2 separate regions of the Homo sapiens genome follow, and region 2 is linked to region 1. Evidence: read pairs that join two places in POLR2A ChIA-PET (ENCODE). Cell type or tissue: PC-3. All regions are shown on one strand. Links, peaks and the distances in the headings refer to the core of each region. The heading gives the core; the rest is flanking DNA.

The links. Peaks named below come from ENCODE experiments on the same cell type or tissue, not always from the same donor. Only the 100,000 strongest peaks of a DNase experiment are listed, where the experiment ranks them.
Region 2: POLR2A ChIA-PET joins it to region 1 with 5 read pairs; 2 of 35 experiments call an interaction of 5 or more read pairs at or near these places.

What each region holds. Positions count from the first base shown.
Region 1 is chr7:117,932,965-117,937,369 of GRCh38, forward strand. No RefSeq gene overlaps it. Among named protein-coding and RNA genes, the nearest start is that of CTTNBP2, 62 kb to the left of the region's middle. In PC-3, for the core only: no CTCF peak of the experiment used is centred there; no DNase peak of the experiment used is centred there.
Region 2 is chr7:118,078,616-118,083,020 of GRCh38, forward strand. No RefSeq gene overlaps it. Among named protein-coding and RNA genes, the nearest start is that of LSM8, 100 kb to the right of the region's middle. In PC-3, for the core only: no CTCF peak of the experiment used is centred there; a DNase peak (open chromatin) is centred at 2,566.

The DNA of each region.
Region 1 (4,405 bases), core at 136-4,135:
CTTCCTTTTTATTTTTTGAAGGATTCATGTTTAAACAAAGTTAAGCTGAGTAGTTCTATCAACTCATTTCCTGAGTATAGGATTTTAAAAGTCCATCAGCCCTCTTTCACTTGCCCTACCTCTCTTCCCTTCAGTCGGTGCTGGCAGGGTTTCTGCTTATACAACAGTATCAAAAACCCTGTGGGTCTCCTGTGTATGTTATGGAGATCTATGCCATTAGAGAGCATGGCACTCCACAGATCTTTCCTGGATAATCCTGTTTCTATTCCTAGCTCTTTCTGAGTGATTGAGTGAATTCATGAGTAACACATCTAATCTCTTCAGCAAAAGGTTGTCCAGCCAAACTCTTAGAATTCTCTCCAGAGCATGCATTCTCAACAGTGAATCTCCTAATTTTAGCATCCTTTGCAATATGAATAGGCTGAGTACCTCTCAAATCACCAAATGCTGGTTCCTTTTTGCTTAATAGTTCCTACATCAAATTTCTCTTTCCTCACACATTTTACTAAAAGCAGCAAGAATAAACAAAGTCACATTGTCAACACTTTTCTTGGAAATTTCAGCTAAATATCCAAGTTTATCGCATACAAGTTATGCTTTCCACACAACTATAGAACACAATTCAGACTTACAGTTTCTGCCACTATATAAAAAAATTTCTTTTCCTCCAGTTTTTAATAATATATTCTTCATTTCTGACTGAGTTCTCACTAGCAGTGCCTTTAATTTCATATTTTTACCAATATTCTGTTCATGGTTGTATATGTATTATATAAGACAATAAAAACTTTCTCTACGACGTTCTTCACTTCCTTCTGAGCCTCACCATTGTCATCTTTGAAATCCATATTTCTATCAATAGTCTTGTTCAATATGATCTAGGGTTTTTTTCTTTTCTCTTTCTTTTCTTTTTCTTTTCTTTTTTTTTTTTTTTTTTTTTTTTTTTTTTTTTTTGAGACATGGTCTCACTCTGTTGCCCAGGCTGGAGTGCAGTGGCCCGATCTCAGCTCACTGCAGCCTTCACCTTCCAGTTTCAAGAGATTCTCCCACCTCAGTCTCTTGAGTAGCTGGGACTGCAGGCATGCACCACCATACCTGGCTAATTTTTGTGTTGTTTGGTAGAGATGGGGTTTTGCCATGTTGGCCAGGCTGGTCTCAAACTCCTGACCTCAAGTGATCTGCTTGCCTTGGGCTTCCAAAGTGCTGGGATTACAGGCGTAAGCTGCTGCACCCCACCATCTAGGTTTTTTCCTATCATGGTCCTCAAAATTATTCCAGCCTCTACCCAAAGGCACTTCCACAATTTTAGGTATTTTTTGGAGAGAAAAACTGAACTTCAAAAAACCCACAAAACCTCTGCTACCAAAATTATACACATCAAATGTTGATCCAATCTTGTATCAATCTATTGACAATTAAACAACACCATGTTTTCCTCACCTGGTTTAGTTAAACATACCCAGATAATATTTAATAAGATAATTATTATTCAAAGTATTTGTTCCTTTGAAACGAACTTTTAAAGAGAGCTCAAATCCTCAACAAATAAGCAAAACCTTTTGCCAATCATAAATTATTAATGACATCTCCAAATTTCCTCCAGAAAAATAGGTTTCAGTTTTTTTTTCCAGTTGACAAACTTTGAGAGACACTGCTGTTCAATGCAGCACACACATGAATAAAGACACTTTTTGATAACAAGGACATTATAATAAAATACCCCTCATACCTCCACCTCTAAATACAAAATTTCTCCTTTGGAATTAATGTTGCTTTCATCTCTTGAATTTAGATTCAATGATCAACAAACCTAAATTAGATCTAGCCATAATCTTTAAAATGATTGCATAAAAATAGGGAAGTAGTTTAAAGCTCTCAGAAACATAAGTTATAATAATAGATATACTTTATCAGGCTACAGGAAATGTAATATCATTTTAAATACCAGAACCCTACTCTTGTACCAACATCTGGATTAGCATCTCACCAGAGAAACAAAACCAGTAGGAGATTATACATATATATATACACATATATAATGTATATGTATAACGATATAGATGTATATGTATATAGATAAGGGAGGGAAGAAACATATATACATATACATATATACATACATATATGTATATATAATACATATATTAATATATCTTATGTTATATATATATGTGTGTGTGTATATATATGTATATATGTTTCTTCCCTCCCTTATCATCTAACATAAGATATATTAATAAGTTAACTTTATATCTCTGTATTTAAGTAACAGGATATCAAAGAGAAAGTGAGTATCACCCAAGGACTTTGCATCCTCTTCTGGAAAAAGATTATTATGTTTTCAGTTTTATGTAGGATAGTTTTATCAAGTTAAGTGGAAGAATGACTTTGTTATTATCTTTATTTGAAGGCCAGGTATGGTTTAAGGAGATATGTATGGGTGCCAAGACGACAAGGGGTGCATTATGAAGGACACTTCTTTTTTTTTTTTGAGACGGAGTCTTGCTCTGTTGCGTAGAGCAACACAGCTGGAGTGTAGTGGCACAATCTCAGCTCACTACAACCTCTGCCTCCCGGTTCAAGCAATTTTCCTGTCTCAGCCTCCCAAGTAGCTGGGATTACAGGTGCGCACCACCACGTTGGGCTAATTTTTGTATTTTTAGTAGAGACAGGGTTTTGCCATGTTGGCCAGTCTGGTCTCAAACTCCTGACCTCAGGTGATCCAGCCTCCTTGGCCTCCCAAAGTGCTGGGATTACAGGAGTGAGCCATTGCACCCAACTGAAGGACACTTTGTGTGTCAACTTGGCTATGCTGTAATACCCAGCTACTCAATCAAACATGAAACAAGGTGTTTTTGTGAAGGTATGTTGTAGATGTGATTGATATGTATAATCAGCTGATTTTAAGTAAAGCAGATTATCCTCAATAGTTGACATGGTCCTGATATAGTCAGTTGAAAGGCCTTAAGAGCAGAACCGAGGCTTCCCTGAGGAGGAAGAAATTCCACCTGTGGACCACAGCATCAGCCCATGCTCGATTTCCAGCCTCCCTTTCTGGTGGTCTGCCTTATAGATCTCAGTTACATTCTTTCCTTGCCATCACTTGCTCTTGGAGGCTCTTCCATAGCCCTCCAGCATCCTTCATGCCTCCCATTTAGTTTTAAGGGTTTCACTACAACTCAGAATAAGAAATGAACAGGGGATAACAAATGTAACTGACATATTTTACAAACATTCTCCTGAAGGCTGCAAAATCTCAACAACCGTGGCCCTTGACTTACAGGTCCTGGCTTTGTCCGAAACAAAGAGGAATCCTGTGAGGCTTCTATTGATTTGATAGGGGCTCATAAATGCCTCTTCTAAGAACCTTTCCCTTCTCTAGGGCCCTTTCTTACTAATTTGAAGTTGGACCCGAGGCAGAACAACGGATTCCTCTTTGTCTTGTGTGGCCAGTCCTCATTCCTGCAAGAGATGGCTCAGTCCCTATTACCTCACATTTTTAGCTGAAAGGAAAAATTATATGAATTTTAAATGATAACCAGTTTAATACTGCTAATAAGTAATATTTTTCTAGTTCAATAATATGAATATTCTTAAAAATATCAAGACTGAAAGCATGGCTGTTTACAATACCCAAGCTCATGATCCCTGATTGCGTTTCTAATGGTTCATTTCTTTAGGATGACTAAAAGGAACTTTTCCAAATGAATGCTGTTGATATTGTAAATACTAAGGCAGTAGGCTGATTAAAATGACCCTGGAGAGAATGGTCAAAATTTGCTTTATTCTCCATCTTTCTATCATGAAAGATAATTTTATGGCAAAGAACAGATATCAGGAAGACACTGGTAAAAAGAACATCCAGCCGGGTGTGGTGGCTCACGCCTGTAATTCCAGCACTTCGGGAGGCCGAGGCAGGTGGATCACCTGAGGTTAGGAGCTCAAGACCAGCCTGGCAAACATGGCAAAACCCCTGTCTCTACTAAAAATACAAAAAATTAGCCAGGTGTGGCGGCAGACGCCTGTAATCCCAGCTACTCAGGAGGCTGAAGGAGGAGAATCACTTGAATCTGGGAGGCAGAGGTTGCAGTGGGCGGAGATCCTGCCATTGCACTCCAGCCTGGGCAACGAGAATGAAACTTGGTCTCAAAAAAAAAAAAAAAAAAAAAAAAGAACATCCTACCTTTTCATGATATACTTACTATACAGATCTCAAAGCTTCTACAAACAAATTGAGTGTAGTACTTCAGACCAATGGGAATAAACATGTTCAGACTTGGTCTTTATTAATAGTCCCTACTGAAGCTCATGAGCACAAGAGTGCACAATAATCCAATGAACGCTGGGCCTCTGTAATACAGGCAAATCGAATAAGTCAGACAATGTCAATATTTCTGATTCAACT
Region 2 (4,405 bases), core at 114-4,113, 150 kb after region 1:
GTGCCAAGCAAGGGAGTTCCCACAGGATGGATATTATCAAATAAGTCACACAACCTCCAAAGCAGCTCTTTCATTGTGTGTTTACAATCATTATGTTCCAATTTGGTGATACAGGACACATTGGAGACTTTCCCATTAGTTTTGTAAACAGTATGCGTATTACAACCATTGATCAATTTACCAGCACTTTCCTTGTTTGCTGGCAGAGAATACTTAGAAACAGTATTTCCACTGGAACATTATGCCAAGAAGTTTGGGCCCATCTGAAAAGGTCAAATCAAGACGAGCATCCGTGTGTGCGCAAGTGTCAATTGAAGACCGGCCACTCCTTTGTTCTCTTCTACACTTTTGCCAGTCTTTTAATAATTGTGTTTTAATAAAAACAGAATACATGTTTCCAACTCATTTACAACTAAATGATAATAATATTATTTAAGATGGTTTTCCTATTAGCATCTTAGAATCAGGGACTTGAATTTGGCCCATTATAAATTATTTTAAGCACTCTCAATTCTCCCTAGGTACAGTTTGAGTTACTTCAAACATAGTAAAAATGTTCATAACCCTACTTTTACTTTGTAATTCATTAATCTGGTGTCAAACCTTGCCAAATCTAACTATAATTTGTTCAGACTTTCTTTAATCTTTTCATGTGTCCAGCTGAAATAGACTATGAATTTAGAGTATAATTTGAAAAACAAAAAAGCAACTGCAATATGGAAAAACAATGAAATCTAATAAAAAGAATGTGTTTTCCAATTTCGAGTTTTGGATTGACATCTAAACTATACATCAGCAAAAGAACCAGTGCTATTTAACAAGTTTTGTTTTGCAATTGCTATGCAATTTGATAGTTTAAAAGTTAATTGTTTTATTTTTCTATCAGTGAAAACTCCTTATTTCATGAAAGACTAGACATGTGGCCACTTGAAAAAGAACTAGATGACTCAACAATCATTCATCAGTTAAAGGCCTTCTATCTACTTTAAACTGTGTTCAGATTCTTAGCTACTAGAGTTCCTAGCTATTTTATTTTTCCTAGAACTCATAAAAGCCCATTAGTAGTTTTCATAGTATAACTCAAAAAAACTATGGAAGTTTAGGATATGTCTTTATTTAAGCAATGATAACTTCAGTGTTATAATTATACTGATGTTTTTCCAGAACTCTTATGTGGAGTTTCAAATGATTAAATGTCAAATCTCTCTAGGGTTTCCATGTTGCTGTTCTCTAAAAAATCATATGCTAAACATAGTGATGTCTGTATCTACATAAAAGATGATTATGCAAGGTCTAACTAGCATGGTAGCCCCATGCAAACTCTAAAAAGTAAACCCAACTTACACAACAGTGAAATTATAAAAGATTTTTTTCTTCTAACATCACACAGAAAGAATATAGATTCTTTTCCAGCTGTCATTTTCAACTGGCACTTTGTATTAAAATGCTCAATTTCCAAAAATACTAGTGCTGGAGATAGTCAAATCAGAACCTCTAGGGGTGGGTCCCAGGCATCAGTATTTTTTTTCAAAGCATCCTAGATGATTCTCATGTGAAAGCAGAAAATCAGTGACTTGCAGGAAAGAAAATTAGGAATGAAACACAAGCTGGAGTAAGTTTACAGCAAACACAAGCTCAGTGCAAGACTTTGGCCACAGTTTCAGGAGTCTGGGTGAAAGTATGTCAAAATTGGTTTTAATGCCTACAGCACTGAGTATTTTCTTTGAGGCAGAAAACTTGAATAATAGTTTCTCCATTTCTTCACAGCCTTGATTGGATCTTAGGCTTGACAAAGGCACTATTTAGTTCACAAATATTTATTGCGTTCTAGGCAGCTGCTAGGCGCAAAATGACCTAGAATAGAGAACGCCTAGCCAGGTACCCATAAACCATTTATAACAACCAATTGTGCTTTCCGAAACACATTGACAATAATAATCACATGGAACTTTTTTCCTAGGTAATTAATCTTTACAGTGGTAACATTGCTACCATTCACTATTCTTACAATTCCAATATCTATGACAATTAGTAGTGAAGTGATTTTAAAAAGACGAACAGGGGTCCACTTCCAGGAGGAAAACCCTCAGTTTGAGAGCTTAAAGTATAACAGCAAAATCATAAGAAACTTCACATAATCAGACATACAGGTAAATACATGTTAGAGTAGTCATAAATGAAGCTAACTTTTGCAGGGCAAAATAGGGAGAATAAAATCAGTAAACTCTTTATGCTTTTTAGGGTGACACAGTTGAGTTCTGGCTTCTGGACTGTTAGTTTGGTTCAGGAATGGTTTCATCTATGAGGAAATGTTCTTTGATGGTTTTACTCGTCATAAACTTGCTCCCTCTCCCCGCAGAGAGCAGAGAAAAAAAAAGACAAGCTTCTGTTGGATTGGATGGATTAGCGGTGGAGGATAAAGATAGGGAAGTCCTGGCTAAGGAAGTGCTACTTGAGGTGAGTTTTAATAGAAAAAAACACAGCTGTATAAAAAAGAATGTGTGGGTGGGGAGGGAGGAGCATGTTTCAGGCCAAAGGAACAGCATATGCAGAGACTATGAGTCATAAACCAATGGGGTTGGTTGGGAATTTCCAAGAAGTTCAGTATGACAGACGCATTGGAGGTGTGGCTTGGAGGTGTGGCTTGGCTTTGGAGGTGTGGCTTGCTGGGAGTTAAAGCCCCCAAGGTAGGCTTGGGATGCACTAAAAAGACATTTGTAATTTATTCCACAAACTCTGTATAATCTTTGAAGTATCTTAAATGGTGAGGAAACTCCAAAAGACTTCTATTTGAGATTTAAAGAATTGTTTTGAGAGCTTTAGGGATGAAGCACTGACACGGGGTGAGTTGGTGCAGACTGGAGATGACCTAGAGGCTACTGAAAGGAGGCATACTCAAACTCAGGAATAGTGGTGGGGAGGAAGAAGAGGAGAGGATGACAAAACCGTGTTTATAAGATATAATCTCTGCCATGAAGGCTGAATGAGGAGAAGAAGGGTAATTCCCAGGTTTTTGGATTGAACGACTGGTAACTGATAAAAACTTTTACGGAAAGAAGATATAGAAGAGAATTAGTTCTGATGGAGGGTAAGTGCATGCAATTTTAAATGCAGTTTTAATAGCTTAAGAAACAGGAACAAATTGTCTCTAGAACCGTAAAACAATTTTTTTTGAGGACCCAAGTTTAAGGGCATTTTACAAAAAATAGCTGGTTCATACTCTTCAAAAATGCCAGAGTCATAACAGACATGGGAAGACTAAAGAATTCTTCCAGATTAAAGAAGACTGAGTAGATTTGATAGTCAAATACACTCATAATCCAGAATTTCCTTTCTTTACAAAGAACATTATTGACAGTTGGAAAAATTTGAGTACAGTCTGTAGATTAGCAACCAGTATTTTATCACCACAATACTAATATTGTATTCATTTTCGGATTTTGTTAATTGTGCTGTCGTAATGTAAGAGAATGTCCTTGATTTTCAGTAAACATACACTGAAGTATTTATGGGAAAAAGGATATACAACTTACCCTCAAATGGTTCAGGAAAAATAAACCTCTATATGTATAAAGACTGAGTGCTAAAGGTAATGTGATAAAATGCTAATTTTTGAGAATATGAGCAAAGGGTATATAGGAACTTTTCTACTATTCTTGCAATTATTCTGTAATTACAAAATAATGTTAAAATAAAAAACTGAAATCAGCAAAAAGTTCTTTTGAAATATTTAAAGCTCTTAGAAAAGCATAAGAATAACACAATGCCTATATTCCCTCTACCCTCTAACTAGAATAAATAACAACTAATATTTTCTTATTTACTTTCAGTCATTTTTTGAGGCAAAATATTACTTCATAACATTTTATTTTCTGTAAAAATTATTGTGTACATGTGTATCTGCAGAAAAGGAGGAGGATGGCAAAGGCTATATACTGAAGTACATTTAATCATCTCTTAAATTAGAAATAATCAGGCCCAGAGTGTAAGATTACCCCAGAGACTGGGGTGATTACCCTCTGGGCTTTAGCTTTACTGCATGTTTACTTCAGCAGAGCATGATTTAGTTAGCCTGTGAAGGGGTCAAAGGGTTAAATTTTTATTTTAGTTTCTGTAGAAAAGCCAAACCACCAATTCTTTTCATGTATCAGAAAACCCTAAGAAAGCACTTTATTTCTCCTGTTGTTTCCATTTGATTAAAATCCACATAGAAAAGCTACTTCAAAGCTGCCAGTCAATTGAAACCACAATAGGAAAAAGGACAGGTTATTCACAAATATCTTTCAAGAGTCTCTTTTAAAAAACAGTAAATAGTACAAATGGGTAAATATTGGCAGAATATGTAACACCAAATGCTGAAAACAGTGGTAGAGTTATAACTTTATGCAACCAAGATGGAACTTTT